7 separate regions of the Homo sapiens genome follow, and regions 2, 3, 4, 5, 6 and 7 are each linked to region 1. Evidence: chromatin loops called from intact Hi-C (ENCODE). Cell type or tissue: endothelial cell of umbilical vein. All regions are shown on one strand.

The links. Peaks named below come from ENCODE experiments on the same cell type or tissue, not always from the same donor. Only the 100,000 strongest peaks of a DNase experiment are listed, where the experiment ranks them.
Region 2: a loop joins it to region 1, with 3 times the contacts of the local background. A loop is called at or near these places in 4 of 110 quality-filtered maps.
Region 3: a loop joins it to region 1, with 19 times the contacts of the local background. A loop is called at or near these places in 7 of 110 quality-filtered maps.
Region 4: a loop joins it to region 1, with 7 times the contacts of the local background. A loop is called at or near these places in 17 of 110 quality-filtered maps.
Region 5: a loop joins it to region 1, with 2.5 times the contacts of the local background. A loop is called at or near these places in 3 of 110 quality-filtered maps.
Region 6: it touches region 1 in a loop (4-fold over the local background); 15 of 110 quality-filtered maps call a loop at or near these places.
Region 7: it touches region 1 in a loop (2.0-fold over the local background); 3 of 110 quality-filtered maps call a loop at or near these places.

What each region holds. Positions count from the first base shown.
Region 1 is chr2:144,518,160-144,522,159 of GRCh38, forward strand. ZEB2 (zinc finger E-box binding homeobox 2) reads right to left here and starts at 1,960. Exons shown (of 10, transcript NM_014795.4): 1 at 1,780-1,960. ZEB2-AS1 (ZEB2 antisense RNA 1) reads left to right here and starts at 1,455. Exons shown (of 4, transcript NR_040248.2): 1 at 1,455-1,515; 2 at 1,800-1,951; 3 at 2,056-2,126; 4 at 2,595-2,740. It overlaps LINC01412 (long intergenic non-protein coding RNA 1412), which reads left to right and starts at 3,709. Exons shown (of 3, transcript NR_110570.1): 1 at 3,709-3,767. In endothelial cell of umbilical vein, a CTCF peak has its summit at 2,087; DNase peaks (open chromatin) are centred at 642, 902, 2,072, 3,042 and 1 weaker place; H3K4me3 peaks cover 2,301 bases; H3K27ac peaks cover 2,214 bases.
Region 2 is chr2:146,310,981-146,314,980 of GRCh38, forward strand. It overlaps LOC105373667 (a long non-coding RNA gene), which reads right to left. Exons shown (of 3, transcript XR_923422.4): 2 at 2,291-2,356. Among named protein-coding and RNA genes, the nearest start is that of LINC01911, 520 kb to the right of the region's middle. In endothelial cell of umbilical vein, no CTCF peak of the experiment used is centred here; DNase peaks (open chromatin) are centred at 1,771 and 2,121; H3K27ac peaks cover 222 bases.
Region 3 is chr2:143,511,240-143,515,239 of GRCh38, forward strand. The region is part of intron 9 of ARHGAP15 (Rho GTPase activating protein 15); the gene reads left to right. Among named protein-coding and RNA genes, the nearest start is that of ARHGAP15-AS1, 260 kb to the right of the region's middle. In endothelial cell of umbilical vein, a CTCF peak has its summit at 2,027; a DNase peak (open chromatin) is centred at 2,052.
Region 4 is chr2:144,940,684-144,944,683 of GRCh38, forward strand. All of the region lies in intron 3 of TEX41 (testis expressed 41), which reads left to right. Among named protein-coding and RNA genes, the nearest start is that of LINC01966, 61 kb to the left of the region's middle. In endothelial cell of umbilical vein, no CTCF peak of the experiment used is centred here; DNase peaks (open chromatin) are centred at 2,258 and 3,398; H3K27ac peaks cover 2,917 bases.
Region 5 is chr2:145,206,211-145,210,210 of GRCh38, forward strand. The region is part of intron 6 of LOC100505498 (a long non-coding RNA gene); the gene reads left to right. Among named protein-coding and RNA genes, the nearest start is that of LINC01966, 330 kb to the left of the region's middle. In endothelial cell of umbilical vein, no CTCF peak of the experiment used is centred here; a DNase peak (open chromatin) is centred at 1,861; H3K27ac peaks cover 243 bases.
Region 6 is chr2:145,005,154-145,009,153 of GRCh38, forward strand. The region is part of intron 3 of TEX41 (testis expressed 41); the gene reads left to right. LOC100505498 (a long non-coding RNA gene) reads left to right here and starts at 1,248. Exons shown (of 8, transcript XR_923410.3): 1 at 1,248-2,331. RefSeq lists an enhancer at 1,683-2,882. In endothelial cell of umbilical vein, no CTCF peak of the experiment used is centred here; DNase peaks (open chromatin) are centred at 2,308 and 2,628; H3K27ac peaks cover 2,100 bases.
Region 7 is chr2:144,097,125-144,101,124 of GRCh38, forward strand. The region is part of intron 6 of QTMAN (queuosine-tRNA mannosyltransferase); the gene reads right to left. Among named protein-coding and RNA genes, the nearest start is that of QTMAN-AS1, 160 kb to the left of the region's middle. In endothelial cell of umbilical vein, no CTCF peak of the experiment used is centred here; DNase peaks (open chromatin) are centred at 2,417, 2,717 and 3,157; H3K27ac peaks cover 363 bases.

The DNA of each region.
Region 1 (4,000 bases):
CTGGTTCCCTTAAATAGTTCCAGTAGAATTTTTTTTTTCCCTTAAGAAAGGAAAGAGAAAGTCCAACCACTACGGCAATACTTTTAAGCTCTACTAAATGATCGTATCCTTTCTGGCTTCGAAACTTTTGTACCTAAAAATCGAGAGAGGCGCTGCATTTTTTCAGTTGAAACTGTCAAAACTTGGAGAAGGGGGACCTCGGAGGCAGGCAGGAGAGGAGGAGAATCCTGAAAACTCGGTGGAGGTTGGGAAGATGCTGTGCCTCGAGGATTAGTTTAAACAGGGGGCTATAAAAGATGTAACAGATGCAAACTGTAACACAAGGGCCATTAACCCTTTCTCTGCCGGGCACACTCAGTCCCCACGCCCCACACCTATTGTCTCCTGTGCTAGAAGCTTTGCAGAAAACCTGGAAAGTGAGTATCAGTTTCCACACATTTGCTGAGAGGGGTGAAGGGAGGGGGGCAGAGAGAAGGGGAAGTGGATATTTTAGAAAGCACCTTAAATTTACCTAGGCATACATAGTAGGAGACTTTTAAGTTTGACATATTTTATCATTTCTTTCCTTGTCCTATTGATTTGAAATTGTTAGGGGAAATCCTGAAATAAAGAAATGGTCACACAAGTGTCTGGGATGAAACAGCTGGCCTGTCTATATTCATCCTGAGACACACGACTGCATATAAATACATGTTTAATAAAGTAAGTTGCTAGTTTTATGGGCATGTGTGTGTGTGAGAGAGAGAGACAGGGCATTTGTGCTGTAAACTTTATCTTTGCCTGTTACTCCTAAGTCTGGAGTTAGTAATCTTGCCTTCATCATTACAGGGGGAGCATGTAAAATATATCAGTAGGTGGGAGATAAACACATTCATGTTAGCCGGGCTCATCACTGTTCCTGGGAACTCCTGCTATCTCTCTCTCGACTTTTCAGTGCCAAAGTATGGAATGGGATATATGTGTGTATGTGTCTTCTATTAAATCCATGTCTATATTACTTTGCCACTAAAAATACAATTTTAAAAGTTATCCTAATTTAAAACCCTGATATCCTGACAGCAGTTTTCTTCCCAGCTGTAGTGCCCCCCCCTCCACTTTGGTAAACGACTCAAGTTCCATGAGGACTTTCACTTCTTTATTTATAATCACAGAAGTGAGGTGTTACTTCACACACATACACACACAAAGAATGAAATAAAGAAATGAAACTCGCTAAGCAGACAAAAACAGACAACTTTCTGCTTAGAAAACAGCCTTCTCGGTGGGAGAGGATGAACTGCCATGTCTAAGAGAAAGACTTGCCCCCGAATTTGTAGGTCTGTAACTGACCAAGTTTTGTAATTATTAACAGGTATTTGCCAAGTCCTAATTGCTGAATATAATGAATTGGAACTAGATGCGAAAATAGAGCAGGACCTCTCCCCTTGATGAGTTTTTATTCCAGCCATATAATTCTCAATAAAACTTTTCCTGGGCTGGATAGCAAAGGACACCTTTGGTTACCTGAATGAACAGGTACAGGGGAAATTATTTGGGGGAGGGAAAAAGGAGAGAAAAGCAAGGAGAGAGAGTGTGAGTGTAAGAGAAAGCGAAGAAGCCACTCTTGAGAAAAGCTTGCCATAAAGGAGCTAAACCCACCTGAAATTCCTACCCACGGACACCCCTTCTCACTTCAGACTCACATCCCCACTCAAAATGAGAAAATTAGAAAAGGAGGATGGAGGACGAGCACACCAAAAAGGGATAAAAAGAGAGAAAAGGGGAGGAAAAAAAACCTACCTGCGAAGTCTTGTTTGTAGTTTTGGCCAGAAATGGTGAGAAGAAAAAGCATGAAGAAGCCGCGAAGTGTGGGGGAGAAAAAGGTGGAAGCGAAGAAACAGCTCCCGGAGCAAACTGTACAAAAACCTCGCCAAGAGTGTCGGGAGGCAGGACCGTTATTCCTGCAGAGCAGGTTAGAACTGATCTCTTTCGGCCACTCCAGGAAACACAAACCTGGGGACGGACTGACGTGTTACGCCTCTTCTAATGACATTTTTTTCTTTTTCTTTTCTGTAGGAGAGAGACGAGAGACCCTGAAACACGCGCCACCTATCTTTGTGGGGAGGGATAATTGAAGCGCCCTGAGCGTGAGCATCATGTGAAAACGTGATCGCCAAGTTTCTCTCTGGGAAAGGATCTGGGATAGATTATACCTTGAAGTCTCCGCAAACGCTTTAGTGGAAGAAATGAAATTCCACCTCCCTCCCTTCCTCCTCTCCCTCCCTTTCGCCTTCGCCTCCCTCCCCCCTCCCTCCCTTCTCCCCCCCTCCACCCCCCCCTCCCCGCCCGTCAAGCCTTTGGCATCATTATCCTCATCACTAAATCCTACAGAGTACAGGGCGGAAAACGGTGCACACCATTCACAGAACTGGAGAACTCCAAGGGGCGAAAGTTAAAGGGAAAGATCCCGGGTCCTCAATCCAGATAGTCTCTTCTTATACAGATATCTCTAATGACCAGATTTGAGATGCACATCAAATTGTGTAGGTATCTCAGTACAGCTTCTGGAACAAAGTTCTCTGCCCTTTCTCTTATTGTTATTTTTTTCTTTTTAGGTACCAGAGCCAGAAAAAAAAATGCTGCATGGGAGCTGCATCTTAGGGCATGTGTATTAGGGTGTGTGCATGATGAATTTCTGGACTGGATCCCAATATTAAAAAGTAGTTTGGCATTTTAATAAAGGGTCTCTAAGTAAATTAAAATAGAACACTCGGTTGGCCGATCTCTGAATCTCTCTACACCTCGGGGAGACCTCACTACAAAGTAAGGGAGAGTGTGTAGGGAGGCAGGAGGAGAAACGAGAAAGGCCATAGAGAAACTTAGCAGGGAAGGGAGAGCATGATATTAAACGGCATGGGGTCTAAGTTTTGGAGTATATATTTTTTGATATTACAATTAAAGTAAGATTAAAAAGAAAAGACTCCACCTTTGCTCTGAAGGGATTGGTTATGCAAATATGGAAGGGATTTCCTGGAGAATACAGCTTTCTACTGTATGGTTAATTAAATAATCACTCAAAAGCTTCCAACGTGACGCTTCTGTCGTAATCCAATCAGGTTACATAGGTCCTAAACAAGAAAGATATTTTCCACATCTGGAAGTCAGCAATTTAGCAAGTACTGCACATTATTAACCAATTCAGAGCCCACTTCCCAGGGGAATTTTTTTGAAGTTTAAGTGTTCTTAACCAATGCTCTGCTGTTTTGTTAATCAAAAAGCTGGTTTACACTGCACATAATTGGAACTAATATAGAAGTAAATAAAGACAGCCAAATTTGAGGATGCTGAGCACAGGCATTTATCGGAAAAGGAAGAAATCTCCTATCCTCGGATGGTTCAGGCTCAATTTCTTAAATAACTGTGAGACTTTTTTTTTTTTCCTAAAGAGTGAAAGTGCTTGAGAACCTCAGAGCACAAATAAACTTCTAGCCTCACAGCATTTAGGATTCTTCGGAAAGGTAAAGGTGGAGGTGTTAAGAGGACCAGAGAGCTGCCTCACACCAATTTTTAAGCTTTAATATTGTTAAATATGTTACACCCTCCTGTTTCCAGTCTGATGAAATCTGAAACAAATAATACCCTGATCCAACACTATATTAAGATAAACTGCTTTGAACTGTGCTTTGAATGTGTGCCTAAAGCAAGACTTTGAATGCAAGAGTCACTGGCAATTGCACTCAAAGGAGGGACAAGCCACCACATGGGTTGCCACATCCACACTCCCAGAGGTATACGTCTTTGTATTTTGTATTTTTTTTTGCGGGGCGGGGGAGTGGGGTGGGGGTGGTTAATAGCTACCTAGCACGACCACAGCTAGATCTTGTTCTAGGATGCAAGAAAGTAGATTTTCACAGTTGGTTACTCACCTCTTTCCTAATTTAAGTATTTATTATAATGAAAATAGCTGCTGGATAAATTAACTCTCTCCCCCCACCCCATCACAGATAAAGTGTCTATAGAA
Region 2 (4,000 bases), 1.8 Mb after region 1:
ACATGATATGTTTCAGCAAGTGAAAAAATCCTGTAAATTTCACAAGGCCACTGCATATAATGAAGTACCTTATGTAGCCTTAAAGCAATCACTGTAACTATTGCAGAACCTTCATCTAGATATGAGGATAACAGTTAAGTTTGCTACTAATTTTCCAAGTTCAAATCCAAGAGGGTGTCATTCTCAGCACACCATGTAATTCAGAGACAACCTGAACATCAGCAAACCCAGAACAACCCAGATGCTATCAAGAATCTAAGAGTCATAGATTCCTAAGACTTTATGATCAACAAAGGTCATGGAATGTTTTTATTTAACTATATAAAATGTTCAGAATACCTCATTTTGGAAATTTCCTGGGCTTCATATTCGGTCCAAAGACAGCTGGGAAAAAACTTTTCATTAAAAATCCTTTTCACTGTTGGAAATGTGAAATGTATTATATAGGATGCAAAGTGATATTTACCTATGTACATGAAGTCATAAAATCATTGAGATTATTCCTGTTACCAGTAAGTTATTTTCCATTATAACAGAAAGGGCCTCTTTTTCTCCAATTCTCCAAATAACCAAAAGTTTGATCTCCGTAAGACAGAAAAATAAAACAAATGACAGACATTAGGGAGGTGCCTTAGATTCTTTGACTTCAATTTAAGGAAAAGAGGCATTTACAGCCATTGACAAAAATAGCCTAGAGCCCATGTAGTTGTGATTTTGTGGGTGACAATGTCTCTCATTCATCTAACAGCTGAAGGTTAGTCTCTGAAAATCAGCCACTATTTACCTTAGTCTCAGCCTGACAGAAGCATCCACTGCTTAGAAGGATCCAAGTGTGCAGGGCCAATATTTACTTCTGATGTGCTGAGAGGTGAGAAATTATAAAACCTGCCCAAATAAAAGCAATTTAAATTTTCCAGACATTTATACTCAGTGTTAAACTCTTTATATATGACTATCTTCAGCTACCTGAAATTTTATCCTATTAATAAAGGTTAAGCACCTTGACATTTATTTTTGCCTGCTCAAGTTTAAATTTACTCAATGAAATAACATACAGATCCACTATAATAAGTATAATAATTATTTCGTATAACCTCCTTCTCAGTTAGAAGTTAAATTTTATTTTGAAGTAAACTAAATTAGGATAATTAAGATATAATATGGTGAAAACTTGACTAAATACATACAAAGAAAAAATAATGTGGTATTTTAATTAAAACATAATATCTACATGAAATATATAATTCTTTTCAAAACTATTTCTTCTTTCTACTTAAGTACCTCATATCTACAAATGCTTATGAAGATGTCAGATTAACTATAAATCTATAGACTAAAATAAAATTGTGCCACTGGAAAGTAAAGAAGGAAGAAGTTGTAGTGCCTGGTTTCTATTCAGCAATTTTCCTTGAATAGTGCCTCCACATCTCCACATGATGATCATGATCATTCATTTATTTCCCAGCATGCAGTCTGGTTTCAGATTCTCAGTTTTGCTCTATATATTTATAAAAGTTTTCAAAAAAGGGAAAAGAAGGTCATGGACTTTTACTGAAGAGATTAAACGTCCCTTCAGCTGGTATATACATAGAAATCCACTTTGATTTAGAGAAAGATCCATTTATGACATATGTTGTCAAGTGTTTTTAAAAATAAGTTTGAGGGTGGAGTAAAGATTAGAAAGACCTCATATTTTACACTAAATGAATGACATGTTTTGTAGTGACAGGCCACTATTAACTTCCTTGCTCCTGTATTGAGAAGGAAACAGCTGGAAATTTAGAAGAATGTTTAAGAAACATTCATAGCCAATACAAACGCAATGAAGTAGGCTGAACATTGAGTGTAGAGGGAATCTCACACCTACAAATATCATTGAAACTCCCATTAATCACTGCATCAAAGTAACTAAAGCATTTATACAGAGTTTATTGAAAATAAATCACTTTATCATATGCTCAAATGTGGGGATGATTTTCTCATAGAGATTTCTTCTTGGGCTTCTGTAGTTTTTTTATAGAGTATCTCCTGCCCTCTTTAGTCCAGATTTTATAACTACATTTAGGAAAAAGATTTAATTCAACGGCATAATTCTGACTTAGCTTCTTTTCTTGCTTGATGAAAATAGGTCATGATTAGCCATTTCTGACAGAAACAGTTGACAGGAAATAGGACAGGAAATGATATAATGATTCCAAAATTGTATATTTCCCCAATGCCCTGCGGTTTGGGGAATGACCTTACAGTTAACCAGGAAATTGGGAGGAGGTATTGAATCACAAATACTTACAAAACTGAATTCACTTTTTCATCCCTAGGTCCTCTTCATGTAAAGAAATACATTCAAACTCTGGAACTGAAAGAGATAAAAATAAATTTAGCTGAGTAAATATTTATTCTTCTTATAATTTATATATATTTCTAGATTTTTGAGCGGACTATTTAAAGCATACATTAATATCCAGTTAGCTAACACAAACATAGCATATAAACCACCTAAATATTAAAATAAAAAACTTCTAATGCTTTAATATTTATGGAGTTTAACTATTTTCTCATGGAAATAAAACTTTGACGCTATTTATTATTAAAAGCCTAGTCTTTTTATTCACAGTTAAATCACTATGTTTTAAAACTGCTTTTTAACATGTGTTTTTATATGCCATATAATGATAAATTACATTAATATCTGGTCCATTGTTCATTTTTTTTTCTAAAATAGACAATATCTCCTGGGTGAAAAATACTCAATTAAAAACAACATGCCTAAAACTCACACAAACACATAAGCACAAGAATATATAAGCATAAAATGCAAACTACTTCATTTAAAATTTTACTCAAATACAATGTTAATAATTCCATTTATACTTTTTCTTTTGTTTAAAGTTACTTTATATCTTTAAAAATAGATCTCCAATTCAGGACCTTCCTAAGACAATTTATAGCTCTACAAACAGAAAGTGCAAAATCCATCACAGGAAGTCCGATTTTCACAGTGTGAAATAAACCTTTTTGTGTTACTCCAGCATGTTCTTAAGCCTTTTAATATTTTAAAATACTTAACCATTTTGTTTATATTCCCTTAGTCATTAACTTCAACCCGTTTTAAATTTATGTCACTGGAGGATCAAGAGTAACAAAGCTGTACAAATTTAACAATTAGCCTTACTATGTAATTGCTTAGAATAAACATCCTGATTAGTTAAATCACTATTAAATTTTAATCAATGTGAGTGGGTGTTTCTATTTTTGATTGGGGAATCCACATAGATTGTCTGAGAGACTCCTTTTTGTACATGAAGTTGATATGTTTCCTCTCTTCATATTATGCCTAATGGATTCCATCTCAATCTCATATAATGCACGATTAGTGAATAGTCAAAGACATTTTTCTTTAATATGATCTTTCTTTTCATGACATTAATGACATATTTTTCTCTGCTGAATTTATTTCTCTTACTGTTTAAATAAATAAAGATGTTTATAGATATTAAAATGTGACAGTTTGTTAGAACAGTATTTTAACAAACGGAATTTGGTTTCATGCAAATATTTGGGGTTATTTTAAGGGGAAAAGTGTTATTATTTATTTTAAAAGAGTAATGCTAATTATTTGGAAGATAAAATTAAGTGAAAAGAAAATACGCTGTGATTTTACCTACAGAATCTAAGATGATAATATCTAACAGTCCCAAAAATTCAAAAAGCAAGTGATTCTTTCAGTAAGATTCATTTAATTAAATGTGCTTATGAGTTTACTTTTTTTCTTGGTTTAACAATTCTTCTTTCAGAAACAATCAATCAATATAAAATAACATTGTGTTTTATATTCTGCAGAAGTCATTTCAGTGTATTACTTTAATGAATGCTTTTGAAGTCCTTCAGGTGTTTTCAGATGAATAACCCATTTCCTATACATTCTCTTATGCCATCATTGTGAGAGCATTATTCCTGAAGTCAAATGTTCAGAACTACTGGACCTTTTTTAGCAATCTCT
Region 3 (4,000 bases), 1.0 Mb before region 1:
ATGTGGAGGGTCTATTTATTTTTCTCACCAAAAGATGCTTTCAAAGAAAAATTGCAGAAAATGAATTTTTTTTCCCAATCAATGTATATCCTGCCACCCCTGATCATTAAGTGCTGAAACGGTGGGATGAAGATAGAATGATCACACTGGCCAAGGTCACAGGAGTTTGCAGAAGATTCCAAAAATATTGGCACCCCTAGCAAGAGGTGCTTTCTAAATAATATGCATATTTTTATGGTTGTTAAGTGAGGAAGAAAGGATTACCAGTAAGCACACAGATGGGAATATAGGTGGGAAGTCAGGAGCTCAGGGTTTTGGAAGTGTTCTTTTTTGTTTGTTTGTTTGTTTGTTTGTTTTTGAAGAGGAGAGTAGAAATAATCCTTAATGTTGTTCCAGGACAAGAGACATGAGCATTTAGGGGACAAAGTTCATTAATGCTTGCCTGGAAAGCAGAATGCCTTTTCTCTCCCTCCCTTTTTTTATACTATTTTAAGATAGAAGTTTCCATGGCTCAAATGGATTTCTATCATTGAATTGTCCTCCTTGGTGTATGAAACTCTAGGTGTATTAGATTTACAAATGGAGAGCAATCCTACCACAGCACTTAAATTCAACAATGACAGTGTAGTTAAATCTCTGATTTCCTTTCTTTGGACAGCACTATTTACTTTGCAAAGCCATGTGATGTGCATTATCATCTCTTCTCAATTATTTAATTCATTGTCTGTCAAGGGCTAATGTTGTAGTCTACATTCTTTCCACTGTAAATGACAGAAACTTGTCCAAACTGTAAAAGTCAGAATGGAATTTACTAGCTACTTAATTGAAGAGTCCAAGGGACAGGGATAGCTTCAGGCATGACTGGATCTAGGAGTTCAAAATGCTATCAAATATATTTGTCTTCCATCACTCAGCTCTGTTTTCCACTCTTCCAGAGGTGGCAGCATAGCGTCTAGAAGATCAGACTCATATCTTCATAGTTTAATATCTCTCATAAAAAGAGGGTTCCTCTCTCCCAGTAACATCAGAAAAAGTCTCAGGATTTACTTGACAGGATCCACTTGGGCCACATGTTCATGCCTGAACCAATTACTGTGGCCAAGAAGATAAAATGCATATTCGTCACTGGAGATGGAGAGGGTGGAGTCAACACTACCCAAAACAAATGGCAGCAAAATGAGAAAGGACCATCCCCAAGGGAATCTCAGGGTGTTCTTGCCAGAGAATAGGAGGATAGACACAGGACCAGCAAAACCAATTGATATCTACCATACTCTTCCTAGCCAGTGTCATCTGTAAGCAGTGGATCCCATTGAGCTATTTTGCCAGACCTGGTCCTGTTGTGACTGTAATCCCTTTCTTGAAACGTTTGTCCAATGCTACATCCATATTTTTGCCAGGTGTATTTGCTTGCAATAAACAGAAATTTACTCAAGAGTTCTATTAAAATGGGTGGGAGGGGATCTCATGGTATTTATGGAGCTCATGACATGGGTATGGCAAGTGCCATGGCAAGGATACAGAGTGCCTGGAGTAGGCACTGGAAAGTCAGGAGCTGAGTTGGATCTGTTCCATTTGCCTCTCCCTGCAAACTAGTTCCTGTGTCCGCTCATCTGCGGCACATAAGCATCTTCCCAAATTGGCTGTCCCAGCCCCCAGGGTTTAAGTGTAGGCAGCCTAGAGTTCTCATCCCTAGAAACAACCACCTCAGTCTCTCAGTATCCAAATTCTAAATTTTGTAGAAGAAGCGTTGCTTTGTTCAAGCTTGGGGCACATGGTGACCTTTGATGTAACCAAGTTCACCTGAGATACTAGGTTCTTGTACTCCAGAGCCCCACCTTCTTGGGTGAGTACAGCAAGTTTCAAGAGAGGCTATAAGTGAGAAGAACAGTTTTGGCTTTGCTGGTAACTGGGGAAAGCAAACATCTGCCCTCTAGCTAGTGAAATTCCAGATGTCTAGGCTCTTTACTCACCAAGACACCAATGGCAGTTTTTCCCTTGTGAGGGACTGGATGCACTTGCCTGGACCACCAGTAAGTGGCAGTAATGTACCTCCCCCACTTCCAACATTATAACCGCTAAAAATAATCAGCAGTGTACTTCACCCAGCTCCGTGGCAATAAAAAATACCCTGTAGCTGAAATTCTCTCCTATCCATCCCAATTCAAAATCCTCTTCCAGGTCTTATCTCCACTTATAACTAAGTAGTCCCCATATGCTAGCCTTTTCACCTCTAAAGTTCTTAAAATAGGAGTCTATTTGCTGTCTCTACTTCTTCACCTTCTCTTCAAGTCTTAATTACAACTATCTGCTTTTCAGTTTCACTCCTCTACTGAAACCATTTTTCTTAAGGTCACTCATATCCTGAAATTGCCAAAATCCAGCGAACATTTTTCATCTTGATCTCTCATAACCATTCTGCTGCATTTGAAATACTTTTCCTTAATGTCTAAATTCCATTTCCATTCTCAAGACCCTCAAGTAACTGCATCTCTGTCTTCTCCAGTCAAGCAAGGAACTTGGCAGTCACTTTTACCTGGTGGATCAGCTCACCTCCTACACCCACTTGCCAAACCCGACTGAATCACTCCTTCTTGCCATGACAGGTTTATTGTCTTAGTTCGGGTCCCCATCCTCCCTCCCCCAAGAGCCTAATGCTCTGTGACCTTTCACAAATAACTCAATATCTCTGGGCCTTAGTTCCCTCTTCTGTAAAATGAAGATGATGATAGTATACACGCTCAAAGGATTGCAGGTGCATGTGAGAATTAAATGTTAGAATATATAAAGTACTTTGAGCCCTGCTTGGCTTAGTGTAGTGTACAATAAACCCTCACTATTTTTTTACACGTATCTGCAATAGCATTAGTCATATTATGTTGTAGCTGCTTGTGACAGTTATTCTGTCCACCTAAACTGTAGGAGATGGTGCATCATTACATTTTCAGGCTGGCACACAGTGTCTGGCTTATAACCTGCATGAAATAGTTACTGAATGAATAAAGCAATCTTTGCATTATTTACAATATGGAGCACATGGTAGGTGTTCACTAAATAGTCACTGAATGGAATTGGATGGAATTGGGTTAATCTGGAGAGAATGCAGAAGAGGTGCCATAAAATTTGGTAAGGCATAAATAATTTAAATTTTAAGGTGAAAGTAATTTTCTTTGAGACTCCTCCTGAGGATTGAAATTAAACTGAAGGCATAACTCCACATTCTTAGCAAATTTAGAACTTTTTTTTCTGTTTTGTTCACTCTCCAGTTTTAGTTTCCATGTCCTGCCAACCCTCTTTGTTTTCATTCTCACAGCATAGCTTAGATCATATTTCACCAAAAACCTGGACTCATCACCACCTATGTGAGTAAGCTATTGCTACATGACAAACAAACATAAAATCTCAGTGGCATATAACACCGAGCATCTATTTCTCATGTGTCTGTGGTGCAGGCTTGACTGGGCCACTCTGCTTTAAGCTGCAGGTCTGACTGGACTTGTCTCTTCACTGAGGGTTGCCCTCAGTTCTGTGCCATATGTATGTATTCTGGAGCCCAGGCTGAAGGGGCAGCAGCTCCCCAGGGAAGCTCTTCTTTGGCAATAGCAGAGAAACAAGAGGATGAGTAGAAATCTGCAATGCGTCTTAAGGCCTCAGTCTGGAACTGACACATTTCCACTCACATCATTCCAAAGAAGACATTTGGCCGAGCCCAATATCAAAGAAATGGGGGAAAATAAACACTGCACACTCTATTGGGTGGTACGAGATGGTTCCATGGCAAAGGAGGTGAATGTATACATCTAATTCAGAGAAGACAAGAAGGATTGTGCACAGTGATTACACCTATCACACCCTTATCCTGATTCTGGTCTTCGTAACATCTTTCCTAGGTAATCACATCAGTCGTTTAACTAATCTCCTTGTGCTTCATCTTCCCCACTATATTAACCCCCCCACCCTCCCTTTTCTTTACAAAGTGCTACCAAGTAAACCTTCTCAA
Region 4 (4,000 bases), 420 kb after region 1:
CAGAAAGAAAAAGAACTAAGATCCTGAGCTCAGGACTGTCTGGCTCTAAACCCCTTTATGTTATGATATGTTCTCAAAACAAATATTTGAGAAGTGAACACAAGAATAATGACAACCAAGCCAATAATAGCTCCTCTGAAAATGTTTCCCCTTCTCTGAAATATGGTATTACAGGATCTTGGAAGCAGAGGGATCTGCAGAAGTGCTTGCAACACTTTCAGCCTTAACCAGCATCAGAGACAAAAATCCTTTCTGGAATGAGGTGGGTAGGCATGGGACTGTTGGAGGGGCACATGAAGATTCTATTCACCGCAGGTACACAAACAAGTCAGTCATGGAGATGAAAGGTTCAAATCTTACTATTTAGCCAAAATCTACCATAATTTTTTGACCTTTGTGTTAGTCCATTCTCATGGTGCTATAAGGGCATACCCAAACTGGGTAATTCATAAAGGAAAGAAGTTTAATTGACTCACAGTTCCGCAGGGCTAGGGAGACCTTAGGAAACATAATCATGGCAGAAAGGGAAGCAAACACATCCTTCTTCACGTGATGTCAGCAAGGAGAAGAACGAGTACTCAGTGAAGGGGGATGTCCCTGATAAAACCATCAGATTTCATGAGAACTAACTCACTATCATGAGAACAGGATGGGGGAAAACGCCCTGATTCTATTATCTCCACCTGATCCCTTCCATGACCTGTCGGGAGACTACAATTCAAGATGAGATTTGGGTGGGGACACAGCCAAACCATATCACCTTCTATAAAGAAAATAAGCCCTAGGAAAAAATGCAGGAATATTTCTTTTACTGATGAATGGAACTTATAAACAACATCTAGAAGAACTTTTCAAAGAGTCTGCTACACCCTTCTTGGGATCTTATTCCCTAGAAAAAGTCGGATTCAATTGGGGATATGGAGATGTGCAAAGCATTAGAAACAAGTGACTGCAACTTTTTCCAAAAGATTCATAAATAGTAAATGACATTTTTTTCTGTAGGTTGACTCATTTAAGTTCTACCTGATATGTGTTTGTTAACATGGAGTATGCTTTAAAAAGGTGCAGTAAACCTATTGTTCTTTCCTATTAGATAGTTAAAAGGAAACATACATGAATTCATTTGAAAATAGGTTTAGGTAAATACATGGCACAAAGTAATTCTAGTTATTTGATCTAAGTTATGAAAAATGGTATGCTCCTACTGACAACACAGAATTGACCAATATCCAAAGCAGGCAGCTTTCATGGGACTGTGCTCATTGTCAACAAATGTTGGGAAAAGGTCAATGGTTAATTAAATAATCCATCACCTCAGGATAGAGAGTAGTTCTCAACTCTGACAATCAGTGACAGAAATATTAAAAGGTCAAAAAATGAGTTACAATATATTCTTGTTTGTTATTATGTATTATAAAGATGTGGCTCGATGCAAGAAGTAGAGGATACCAAAGGTTCACATCATTCTAGAAACAGGCTTCCAAGTAAATGCAGTTTGGATTATTTACTGGTATGAACAGCGTGAATTCCTCTGGAGCCATAGGCTTCTTTTGATTTGCACACTTTTTGAATAATACGCTTATGGACAAAGAACGTTTTGTCTCCATACTTGAGAAACCATGTGATGAGGGTGGAGTGGGGGTTCAGGGGAGAAGCTTCTTTTTTTGAGAATTGCTTTCCCTGGGGTCTGGTGATTTCAAGTTGCTATTTGCACTGTAAAAGAAGGTCTTTGCAAACGTGGTAGCTTTCATCTGCTGAGTGTACTTTCTTCTTATACTGTATAACTCTGTCATTCTCAGAGCATAGTAACATCTCCAGTTTCCTTACATCAAGTCCAGAATAACCCTTCTGTGAATTAAAAGCGCCATGCAAACTTGATATATTGATTTGACCTAATTTCCTTTTCCCAGCATTGGTTTATTCATTATGCTTTCCAGACTTTAGCTTTTGTTTTGTTTTTTATTCAATGGGAATTATTATTTAATTTGGGCTGCCTTATCTAGCAAAAATTCTTTCTCTATTACCCTCCCTCATTCCTTCTTCCTGCCCCAGAGTGCCGGTGATTCATTCTGAGTTTTTCAGTCTCAAGTGGAAGCATTTTTTTTCTTCTGTGCTATAGGTTGACTAAAAGAAATACCACTCACTTTGGGCTTCCTACTCTCCTTTCTCTTTTACCTTTTGGGTCCAAAATATGGAACACGGTCAATGAAAAGAGGTGGCCCAGAATAACTGCTTTCCAGGAAGCCATAAATCATGTGTGATTAAAGTAATTGGCAACAATAGAAAGAAAACATGTTCCTGCTTTGACTCTTTCATTTGCACATGAGAGGAAGCTGGTCACCATTTGAGATCACCATAGGTTTATGAGAGATAATGCTTTATTTGAATAGAAAAATGAAGCCTCTTACTTGTCCCTTGAGAATGTGGGGCTCAGCAAGTGATATTATATGGCCACGTCACCCTGCTGAAATGTTCGTTTATATGGCTTCTAAACGAGGGGTGCTTCGCCAGGGACTTTGACCCATGACTGTGCACATAGCTTTACCCCCTTGCCGTCTGGGTGATTGTGGCTATTTCCAATATGGGCAAGTGTTATATGATTATTTTATCTCTTACTGTAAAGCGTTTTGAGAGCCTTTGTATGAGAGGCAATATAAAAATAAATTGAATTGAACTATGGCTTCACCTCCTCACTTTTTAGTGCAGAAACCTTTAGAGCAAAAAGTGCAGAGCTGTGACAAAGGACAAGATTAAGACGATGTCAGGAAAATGGTTAGCTCTGGAGAGCCCTGACCCTGCAGGAGGAGTTTGAGACAGAGAGAGACAGAGAGAGACAGACAGAAAGAGAGAGAGAGAGTGAGAGAGTGTGTTTGTGTGTTTGTCACACTTTGGCTATGTGTTATTTAATGTCTCTGCACAACTAGAGAAAATCACATTTGTATTTTTATTAAGTTAGTCATTTTGAATCATGAGAGATACAGAATCTACCTGAAGCTAATGCATTTCTACTAAGACAAGGCTTGTTAATTATACAAATATATCTTTTACATAACATATTACGGTGCATTAAAAGCTGCCTGGTTAGTCTCTGAAGGGCCAAGGTCGGAACCACATCATCTAACTTTCAGAATCGACAACTGTAATAATTTTTCTTTTAAAATAAAATAATCTTGGCTTAGGGTAATAGGTTTTTCCTGCAGAAATATGATTTTGTGTTTTATGACACTGCATCAATACATTATTTTAATAAATGGCTCTTGGTTCACCAGAAGTGCTGTATTTTGACAATATCAGCCAACCTTTTCATTTGTTTAAGCAGGAAAAGTAGGGTGCCAAAATAAAGCTACTCCAGAAGAACATCTCAAGAATGTTTATGAAAACTGTTACAGCTACACTTATTAGAGTTAAAGCATAGTTCTAATTTGTCATGCAGAATTCCAGGGAAGTGAGTAATTTCTATATTTCTCTAAATGCCAGTGTTTCATATTTTGAGGTAACAATTTTGCTTGTAAATATGAAACTAGCAACATAGACTGCAATGTGACAAAATATATCAGAGATTCGTCATTATCTGGCAATAGTTGTTGGATGTGTTTGCTGCCATGCCACGAGGTTTCTTAGGAAAGTAAGTTGGGGAATGGAAAGATTTATCACCCCAAGTTATCTGACAATAGGCTTAATTTTAAAAAATTATTCAAATTATAATATTTCTCAGTGGTTAGGTCTTTGGGGGATGGCTTCCCCCACCCACTCCTCACAACCCAGAGCCTTCTCTAGCTTTCCTTGTTCCTGTCTCCATGGAGGCATTCTGAGACTCTGTAGCATTTTCATCCATAGAAGTTCAGGCTGATTTCAAGATTGTAACCACACTGACTGTTAAATTACCAAAATACAGAGAGAAAATATCTTCCTGTACCCGGAGTCTTGCTTACAACATTGCAGAGGGTGCTTTCCTCTGTAGATTTGTTGTTTATTACTCCTTTTTATCTAAAGCTCTCAT
Region 5 (4,000 bases), 690 kb after region 1:
GGAAGAGTTATGTAATTTGCTTGATATCACATCAAGACGGGGTTGAAGTCTTCCAGTGTCTTTATTTATTCTTGCCAGTTGCTCAGCAGCCAACCTTCAGGCCTCTTTTTTGTTTCATACCCCTTATACAATTGGTCAGGAAAGATGACCGGCTGCCTTTTCAAAACAGGTCCAGAATCTGACATCTTCATTCCACCTCCACTGCTACCATCCCAGTCTCAGTCTCTATCATCTCTTGCCTGGAATTTTCTATCGGCCTCTTATCAGTTCTTTCTATTTTGATCCTTACTCCATACACTCTCCTGTCAACATAGCAGCCTGTATTAGTCTATTCACACGCTGCTAATAAAGACATATCCAAGACTGAGTAATTTATACAGGAAAGAGGTTTAATTGACTCATGGTTCAGCATGGCTGGGGCGGCCTCAGGAAACTTACAATCATGGCAGAAGGGGAAGCAAACGTGTCCTTTTTTACAGAGCAGCAGGAGAGAGAAGAATGAGTGTCCAGCAAAGAGGGAAGCCCCTTATGAAACCATCAGATCTCATGAGAACTAACTCACTATCATGAGAACAGGAAGTGGGAAACTGCCTCATGATTCAATTACCTCCACCTGGTCCCTCCCAGGACATGTGGGGATTATGGGAACTACAATTCAAGATGAGATTTAGGTGGGATACAGCCAAACCATATCACAGCCCAAGCAATCTTTTGAAAGTATATGACCTATCATGCTTTCTTCTGCTGAAAATCCCAGACTGAAACTTCATTTCACTGAAACTAAGAACCAAAGTTCTTGCAATGCCTAACAATTTCTTATACCAAATGTCAGCATATTGTCTCCCAATCATGATTTAATAGCCCATGAGCTAAGGATGACATTGCATTTTTAAATGGTTGAAAAAGAATTTTGCAAATGTATGATATGTGAAAATTATATGAAATTTAACTTTCAGTGTCCATAAATAAAGTTAATTGGAACATAGCCACTCACATTCATTTGTGCATTATTACCTGTGGCTACTTTCACACTACGTAGGCAATTGAATAGTTACTACAAACATCTTGTGTGTTGCAAAACCTAAAACAGTTACTATTGGACTCTTCTCAGAAAAGTGTATTGAACTGTAACCTAAAATATCTGGTTCCTGTGACGTCTGTGACCTCATCTATTGCTCCCTTCCTCTCACTCTGCTGCAGCTGCCTTGGCTTTGTTGCTCCTGTTTTGGGGCCTTTGCACTAACTCTTCTCCCTAGATTGCCCTTTTCCTAGATCTCCACATTGCTAATTCTCTTTACTTCTTTCAGATGTCACCTGCTGAATGGGGTGACCTACACTGAGTATGTCATACTGTAATACACACCCTACACTTTATAGTCTCATTCCCTCGTAACTTGCTCTTCTTTTTCTCCTTTATTCATAGCACAACCTTCTAACAGATTATACAATTTGCTGACTTTTAATGTTAAATAAAATTTTCTTTTTTTGCTGTAAAGCAAATTCCCTGTGTTCTGGCTACCACTTCATCCCATGCTTCATGGGCTGCAATTTATGCTACTTGCATGAGTCTGGTGAGACAGTACAATCACATGACAAGTTAAGCAAAGCAACTTTATCACTCATCAATAGGCAGCAAGGGACTGTGGAAACCTAGGATTCATGGCGGGCCGGTTTCCAGGGCTCAGGAAAGCTGCCTCATTTAATGGAATCTCATCTGTATATGCCCTACATCACACCACAGCTGAGGTACCCCAAAAGCAGTCCACCCTGGGCTTTCGACCTAGGGGGTCAAATGACATGTGGCTAAAGCATGGAAGGATATCCTGTTCTAGGAGGGACAGGAATAGAGCCCCAGATGTTCTGGTCAGTTTTGCCTTATCTTAGGATGCAGCATTCTCAGCACATTCTATAGTTTTCCTTGAGAAAGACAAGTGAGAAATGGGGGAGAACTGGTTTGGTCCAAGGCCACTCAGATGACTGTCCTGTACTTGCTAGAATATAAATCCCATGAGGTCAGAGATTTTTGTCTGTTTTGTGCCCCAAAAACAATTGCATTCAATACATATTACTTCACTGTTGAATGTGATACAGGTTGGACATCCCAAATCTGAAATTCTGAAACTTTTTGAGTGCTAACATGACACTCAATGGAAATGCTCAGTGGAGGGTTTTGGATTTTGGATTTTCAGATTTGGGACACTCAACTGGTAACTATAATGTAAATATTTCAAAATTTGCAAAAAAAATATGATATATGAAATCCTAAATACTTCCATCTCAAGCATTTTGGATAAGGGATACTCAGCATGTATTATATTGCTTCTAACGAAATAAGGTATTTTAATATTTGACCTTTGGTACCTCACTAGAGCTGCTATTTTGATTTATTATTTGTCCTCAAGGTCGTTAAACACAAAGAAAAATGTACTTCGTTATGTAGTTACTGAGTAATTTAGTTATGGTATTATTAAACACCATTCTCACTGTCCCAAGAATAAACTCATCTACCCATTGCCTTACTCCAAAAAAGCAATTAAACAATGTTGAATTATTAAAAATACAAATGTGCCTGATAATAAATGCCTATTATAATTTTGAGTTGTAGGCTGGGCATGGTGACTCATGCCTGTAATACCAGCACTTTGAGAGGCCAAGGCAGGAGGATCACCTGAGGGCAGGAGTTCGAGACCAGCCTGGCCAAGATAGTGAAACTCCATCTCTACTAAAAATACAAAAATTAGCTGTGTGTGGTGGCACGCGCCTGTAGCCCCAATTACTCAGGAGGCTGAGGCAGGAGAATGGATTGAATCTGGGAGGTGGAGGTTGCAGTGAGCCGACATTGCGCCACTGCACTCTAGCCTGAGTGACAGAGTGAGACTCTGTCTTAAAAAAAAAAATTAAATAAATAAAATAAAAAATAATATTTTTGAGTTGTATATACTGTTACTTAACTGTTTTTATGTGAGAAATAAGTGTGTCTGAAATGTTTAAATAATGAAAGTATTTCTTTATAGGAATATTATTAAAAATTATGTATATATATTTTTGAATAGTATTGTAGGTACCCATATTTAAACTTGTTTTGAAAAACTCTGATGAATAATGGCAAAATAATGTATGACTAATTTTTTTATTATACTTTAAGTTCTGGGATACATGTGCAGAATGTGCAAGTTTGTTACATAGGTATACACGAGCCATGGTGATTTGCTGCACCCATCAAACCATCATCTACATTAGGTATTTCTCCTCATGCTGTCCCTCCCCTAGCTTTCCACCCACTGACAGGCCTCGGTGTGTGATATTCCCCTCTTTGTGTCAATGTGTTCTCATTGTTCAACTCCCACTTATGAATGAGAACATGCGGTGTTTGATTTTCTGTTCCTGTTTTAGTTTGCTGAGAATGATGGTTTCCAGCTTCATTCATGTCCCTGCAAAGGACATGAACTCATCCATTTTTATGGCTGCATATTATTCTATGGTGTATATGTGCTACATTTTCTTTATCCAGTCTATCATTGATGGGCATGTGACTTGGTGCCATGTCTTTACTATTGTGAATAGTGCTGCAATAAACATACATGAGCATGTGTCTTTATAGTAGAATGATTTATAATCCTTTGAGTATATACCCAGTAATGCGATTGCTGGGTCAAATGGTATTTCTGGTTCTAGATCCTTGAGGAATTGCCACACTGTCTTCCACAATGGTTGAACTAATTTACACTCCCACCAACAGTGTAAAATCATTCCTATTTGTCCACATCCTCTCCAGGATCTGTTTCCTGACTGTTTAATGATCGCCATTCTAACTGGCATGAGATGGTATCTCACAGTGGTTTTGATTTGCATTTCTCTAATGACCAGTGATGATGAGCTTTTTTTCATGTGTTTCTTGGCCACATAAATGTCTTCTTTTCAGAAGTGTCTGTTCATCTTCTTCGCCCACTTTCTGACGTGGTTGTTTGTTTTTTTTTTCTTGTAAATTTGTTTAAGTTCC
Region 6 (4,000 bases), 490 kb after region 1:
AAAAATGATTAGTTTCATAGCTGGAGGAAAAACTGCCTGTATTGTTCTTATTGGGACACATTAAAAACAATTTCAAGGGCAATTTTGACTGCACATTACTACTATGCTACAAATAAGATATGAAACCTTTAAGATATGACTCGTCTTAACTGTCCCATAATTTAACCTACAATCTCTATCTTATCAATAAAGATAGGATGTGTAATTTCTGATGGGAATCAAGAAGTATTATTTTGCTTTTTCTTAATCTCCCAAACTAGAAACATTCCTTTAAAATGAAGTTAGTGAAATGTTACTTGTTATCTGTAGTAACAGATAGCCTATCCTTTTCTATTTCTATGTGATCACAAATTTTATTTTGTAACCCATCTATCTTTTAATATATTCTAGAATTCCCTTAACATTGTGTAGATTTTCCCATGTTCAGATATTCTGGCTTGAATTCAGGGGGCAATAATAGATACTCCTTAAGTGTGGTTTTAGTTCTTATCCTGCAAAGTGCTTAGCACCAGTCTTTCCAATTTCTGCTCCTGCAGCTTCTCCTCTTCATAAACCAAATTTCATAGTGCCTTCAAGGTCCAGGCAAAGATTCAGCATTTTCATAACGTTTTCTCTGAATAGTAATGCCCTATGGTAAGAATTTCCTCTCATAATGTACTCATCATGTGTAAAATAATCATTCACTATTAAAACAAATGTTGTTTTATAATTGTTCCTGTATTTATTCAGTAAATATGCAGTGAACATTTACTATAATCCAAGCATGTTAGGTACTGTGATAGAACAGTAGCAAAATAAAGTCTCTTACAGTCTAGTCTAATTGTAATGGTAGTACATTTAAAATGTATCCACAGTCAAGTAAAGTGTGGTTTAATATAGAGAAGGCCTGGATTCCATAAGAGCATGCATATTGTTTTCTTTGATTCTACATTGGAATCACCCTAAAACGTTTTAAAACACACCAGTGCCTTGGTCTAATGTATGTATTCTTATTTACTTGGTGTAGAACAGACCTGAGACATGAGTATGATGAAGGTGCCCTAGGTAATTCTAATATACAGCTAGAGTTGAGAGCTACTGGGCCTCACTTCTGCTGAAGCCTGCTGCAGAGGCTTAGTTTACTGGATGCTCACACGTGCCCCTCTGGCCAACCATCAGTACCTTATTGGGCTTATTGGGCTTTTCCACCTTTCAGCAAAAATGGTAATAGTCAACGCCTTTTTTTTTTTTTTTTTTTTTTTTTTTTAAGATGGCTTGCTTTTATCCTCATTTTTTTGGTAGGATCTTTGGTACTACCAGTAAGGAATAAACCTGTGGATGCTCTGCTTCATAGCTGCCAGGAATAGCAGCCTTTGGAATTCTTCATTTATAAGTCATCTAATCAATTGAAGATCAGGCATCTGTAATCTTCATCCTCAGATAATGAATAACATCCATTTTATTTCTTTTACCAGCCCCTTTCAGTGTGATATGTTGGCCGTTAAGCTTTGTCTCCAGCTTTTCTCTAATTTTAAAGATGGTTTTCTGAGTCCAGCAATAATTTTTAATTTTTTTGAGTAAAAAATAAGAAATTCTGTGTGTATGATAGATAGAAAAGGATGAATAGTGTTGCTAATTAACCAGATCCACGCTACCAAAGAAAAAATTGGAGGCATTTATGCCAAGTCAGGCCAAAAATAATATTGTTTAAGGTACACAAGTAATTGAAGAATCAAGTTTTTCCTCCATCTGCCATGTATCTGGGTAATTGCCTTATTTCCCCACCATTTATCACACTTTCCTTTTAATTTTGCTGCATAAACATCATGGCCTTACCTTTTGTAGTATTGTTTTTTTCTTTAACTACATACTGATCAAAGGTTTAAAAAAACATGACTATAATCAGCATCATTACTTAAAAGGTAAAATTATTAAAATATAGTAATTCACTAGATAGGACAACGCAATTCAAAGCACCAAAAAGATAACAGGTTTAGCAAAACGGGCATATGTTAGTGATTATGCAATCATTTATTTCCCACAGATGTCTTTTTATAGGAAACTTCGGAAAATCCCAGAAGAACTGACCGAGTCATTTAAACCACAACAGGTTTCTTTCAACATCAAAACCATGGGTACGAGTGGGCGAGGAATTTTTTTTTTTTAAGGCAGGGACAGCCTGGTTCTGACCGTGCAAAGCTGTGGCTTTGCCTCCTATGGGCGCCTTGTGAGCAGCAGATCCGACTTCCTCCTCAAACCAAGTTATCCTGAAAACACCCAAGCAGAGGAAGCATTTTTTCACCATGACATGGGAAAGGGCCACAGGGATCCAAATGGAAACGGACATTTCATGTGAGTGACTGTGTCTACCCCACCTTGGCTTCTTGCCTAATGCAACAGACACTTAGGTGGCTGAAGAGGGAAATTTTTGTTAAAGTGAATCCAGCTCTGAGTTGGACACACAGCTTTTTGACTGGCGGCCGAGTTCCTTGTGCTAGCTGGCAAAATTAGCAAATTTTTCTTTTAGTTGTTGTTACTGGGTTTTTGAAAATGCCTCATTTCCTGGTAGCAGTTTTCTTTCTCTAGGAGATAAAGGGAAAGATCTCTTCTATCTACACCACATTAACACTTCTATCATCTTATAAACTATTTTCTCAACCAGGCATCCCCTGAAGACTCACTCTGGCAGTCCATGGCCTCGTGACAGCTGGCTTATAGCCATATGGTCTCAGAAAAGTCCTCCCTTCCTTGAGTGTGTGTGTTGATGGGAGTCTGTTTGCCATCATCAGAAGGTTCATTGTATGTGTATGACTATGGGGCTGTATGTGTGTGTATGTGTGTGTGTGTGCATAAGGGGTGTGCAGAGTGCCTAGTTGTAAGCTTTAAAGCATTCTCAAATAATACAATAGAGAAAACTAGACACTACAGTGACACTACTTCCCCTGTTGCTTCCTAGGGAGTAACATGTAATCTCTTGTGATGGGCCAACTATTATATTGATGTCATACACATCACTGTGTTAATATGAAATAGGCAGTCTTTTACACTGGTGGCAGAGTGAATTTACACAATCTTTCTGGATGGCATTGTAGTACTACAAGTCAAGAACTTTAAAATTGTCATATTAGGAATTGATTTTAAGGTCATGTTCGTAGGTGTACACTAAGATTCATTAGGTAAGATTTTTGTTGCCAGAGAAAAAGTGAAAACAACTTAAATGTCCAACAGCAGGAGAACAGTTAATCAGCTACAGCATGTTCATCTAATTAAAGATTTTGCAGTTGTGTTTTTAAAGAATATCCAATGATATGGGGATAAGGTTTTAACTAATGTAGAGTGAAGGGAAAAAAGAATAAGAAACTAACACAGTTTTGTGGCAACTTCCTTTAAATATATATGTATTCTTCTATAGAGTAAATCACTAACAGCAAATATACTAAAGTTGTAGCAGTGATTTTCTCTATAGATTGGCATTCCATGTAGGATGGACGGATAGATAGATAGATGACAGATAGGCTAGATAGATAGATATTATATAGAGAAAACTTTTTCTTGTAATGAGGAAAATGCAATTTATTAGACATATAAAAGAAAAATGTTTACCCAATCTATAAATATTTCAAAGTATGAACATATCTAATGTTAAAATATATTTAATAAAACATTTTTCTTTCATAGGTCTAACCACCACAGAAGAGAAATTGTTTAAACCCCAATAAGAAATCCTAGATAGGGCAGGCCAGGTGCAGTGGCTCACGCCTGTAATCCCAGCACTTTGGGAGGCTGAGGCCGGTGGATCACGAGATCAGGAGATCGAGACCATCCTGGCTAACACGGTGAAACCTCGTCTCTACTAAAAATACAAAAAATTAGCCTGGTGTGGTGGTGGGCGCCTGTAGTCCCAGCTACTCGGGAGGCTGAGTCAGGAGAGTGGTGTGAAGCCGGGAGGCGGAGCTTGCAGTGAGCTGAGATCACACCACTGCACTCCAGCTTGGGCTACAGAGTGAGACTCCATCTCAAA
Region 7 (4,000 bases), 420 kb before region 1:
ATACAATCCACACATTACTTGAGATTTCTAATGCAATGATTCCTAATTCTATGCTCACAGGATTTTCCTTTCTCTGTTCACAGTATTATGTTCTATCTGCTAACACATTTACTTCGAATTCCAATACTCAAATTACTTACTACTTAAAGCATTTCAAAAATATTTATTCCCATTCATCCACCCTTGTTCTTCTACAGATTCTCTTCACTTGACCTCTGGTATTCTTTAACCATAGAAATACTTGACTCCTACTCCATGAGGAGTTGACAGGTTCAGCTACTGCAGTTACTGACCACTCAGTGGGGGTTTTCACTTCATCACCCTCTTTCTGCTTAACTGTCTCTGTGGTTTCTTGTCCCCAGTGTGTCTGTTTGAGTTTGAAGTTCCAACTCACGCACTTGTTTTCAAACCTATTCGGAATTCCTCCCATCACTGAGGGCTGGAGGGTGGGAAGGGGAGGGAACGATCTTGATGTCATACACATGTGCAACCACTGCAATAATATAGGTGCTGAATACTCTCAATAGGGTGATGAGTGCAACTTCCTTCTGGTTTTAAAAATACTCTCCCCACTGCCCCCAGCTTTAAGTCCTCTGTCAAGAAACTCTGATTTTGACATATCTGGCTTCCTCAGCAATGCTTTTAAACCACTTTATGCTTGCTCCTCCAGTCACAGAAACACTTGTTTCAAATTTGTCTGTCTACCTCTTCCAAGTTCCTCATCTTTTCCTTCAATTTCATCCACTTGGTCTTTGGGGATGTTTACACTGAAGCTTATATTTCAAGACTCTCTAGTTTTCTCTCAAGCATCTCTAAGTCCTCCATGCGGTCTGAAGGCTTGCCTTGTCATCTGTATACTCTGTCTCTCTGCACTTCAGTTTCCTTCCTCTCTGACAAGAAGCTGCAGCACTCACAAGGCTGAGGCTCTAGTAGCACTAATGTGAGCCAGACCTGGCTGCGGAGGTGCTATGTAAGCTTCTCCACACTGAATTGACAATGAGTTTCTACACTGACCTTCAAGTTCCAAGTTTATTCTGAGGCATTCTGTAAGCAAGGCTCACAACCAATACGTCAAAATTTTCAGTTAAGGGTCCAAGCTAGGTTTTCAAAAGTTTAGACAGTAATTACATAAGCCACACCCAATACTTCCATGTCACCTTTCGAAGAGATAAACCTCATTTGTTAATGTGCTAACATAGCTCAACAATGTGAGTAAAGTACATAGAAGGACGCTGATTCTATCCAGGTTCAATCTAACCATACATTTGCCAACTGTTTTTTAAAGTTCCTTTAACAGTAAGGAGTCAAGGCCGGGTGCAGTGGCTCATGCCTGTAATCCTAGCATTTTGGGAGGCCGAGGCGGGCAGATTGTCTAAGCTCAGAAATTCGAGACCAGCCTGGGCAACACGGTGAAACCCCATCTCTACTAAAATACAAAAAATTAGCCAGATGTGGCGGCATGCACCTGTAGTCCCAGCTACTCGGGAGGCTGAGGCAGGAGAATCGCTTGAACCTGGGAGGCGGACGTTGCAGTGAGCCGAGATCGCACCACTGCACTCCAGCCTGGGCAACAGAGCAAGACTCTGTCTCAAAAAAAAAAAAAAGTAAGGAGTCAAAATGTAACTCTGACTTTCTCACTTTAGAGAAATTATTCCCTAAGGTAAACGGCACTTAACATAAACAAGATAGATGATGAGGAGAAATTACAACCTATTTCTCTTAGAAAAAAAAAAAAAAACTGACTTAAGCTGAGTGCTAAGCCAAGCTTAGTGATGGTGCTACAGCTCCGCACTGATTTCCCTTTCCAGTGTTTTACACATTGCTTGCTCCCTAATAATATTTACTGAAAATCAAGAAAGGAGTGATGTTGATGCTGTAGAGTGTTAAAAAGGCATCAAAGACAGAATCTCCATATATAAGCACCTAACAATCAAATGGCTGAATATACATAAGTCAACTGACAATAGGCATGCATATACATGACATATGCATCTGCATTTATAATTCTATATTTAATTTAAAAGCTTCCCCTATACATCTGTCTGGGACAGCAGTAAAGTAAGCAATGGAGACATAAAACAAAGACAGTATCTCACCACAATGTATCATATAAAATAAATGACTCAGTAGTCTAATACAAGTGATATTATTCACAACACTTTTTGAAGAGTATGGTACTTTTCAAAAACCAGTAAGTACTGTTTTTCTTAAAGATGCAAATGTAGTAAATAGAAGACAGAATGTTATTCTAGATCTAAGTAGGAAGAGAGTTGGAAAACAACAGGGATAAAAGATGCAAAGTCTTATAATCAAAAAGGAGAGTCATGTACTCTCTGTCCAGAGTAACGAAAGGACTAGGGTATGAGGGAAAAACAAGTATTCAAGCAAGGAAATGTGGGTTGTTTTTTCCACTACTGATAACGCACTGGACACCTGAATAAACTTGGCAGACTGCATTTCAAGCCGTAATTGTGTACGTCTCCTTCTTTCCACATTGTATGCTTCATTAAATCTTCCATGTATCCTGTACCTTGATCTTCCTCAAGCCCTTTCCACATCAAAACTCACCAAAATGGTCTAGCTCCTTATTTCCAGTTGGAATTTCCTCTCTGGTTGGGGTACACTTCTGTGACCACATCTTTTAAGCTGCATCTTATGATTCTTCAATAAAAATAGACTCAATTCCCTTCAAGGAAACTGGTACCAGAAACATTTCTGCCTCACAGAATCTATCACCTACAGGTAGGAATGTTCTGCTCTCTTAAGAGCTTTGTAAACTAGAACATGGTATACAAGTGTAAGCCGTGACTCAGCTGCTGTTATTAGTCACTTTACCCTTCAGAGTTGCTTATATCTAAAATAGTCTGTCTCACTCTTAACGTCGTGTGTAGAGAGCAAGTGGAATGCGAGTTTAACATATTTTATGCAGCACCTGGTACACCACATGCAAAAAGGCTTGTTGCTGATGACGCTAATGCTCCCTGAAATTAAAGTCTATCTTCTCATGATCACATAATAACTGGCAATCACCTTGAAATGGGAGTGTATTAAGCTCTATAAAACACAGCTAGTACTTCTGGCCCAAGTTCTGCTCTCAGTGAAACTAGAGAGCAGCAGCTCAGTGCTCCCCTCAGAATACACGTGTTTCAAAGCATTTAACCTTTCCATCATTCCCAAGAATATTCACAGTTACACCAGCCAGATTATTCAAATGACTCACCAAGTTTTCTTGCTTGTGTATGCCACTCAAATAAGAAAGATTAAATACAGCCCTGTTCACAGTAAATTAAGTAACACTAGAATAAGCATAGAAAAATGATTTATTCTTGATTCTTGTAAGTCATATACATCACCAAATCACTTTGGCTGTTATTCAACTAATAATTGAATTGAATTGGGGCTAAAATAACCATTGGAACTTAAATTTTCTTCCTTATACAGGAAGTTCCTGAAATTCCTCCTCCTCTAAAATACACATTTTAGAAACAGGATAATATCCAATGTTATCAATATATTCTGAATTTATACTTGGAGACATCCAGTATTAATCTTACTGATTTCTATATGCACATCGTGTTGACTTACTTATACAGGTAGGCTATCAGAGAATTAATTAGACATGAACTTAGAAATTAACTTGCTTAATGTCTCATCTATTCAGGAATTCCTTGAAAAGACTTGGCTACAATATTTCACATACTGATTGCTAATTCACTTTCATTTAGTCTTTCTTTCTTTTTTTTTTTTTTTTTTTTTTTTTTTTGAGATGGAGTCCTGCTCTGTCGCCCAGGCTGGACTGCAGTGGCACAATCTCAGCTCACTGCAAGCTCCGCCTCCCGGGTTGATGCCATTCTCCTGCCTCAGCCTCCCCAGTAGCTGGGACTACAGGCACCTGCCACCACGCTGGCTAATTTTTTGTATTTTTAGTACAGATGGGGTTTCACCATGTTAGCCAGGATGGTCTCGATCTCCTGACCTCGTGATCCGCCCGCCTTGGCCT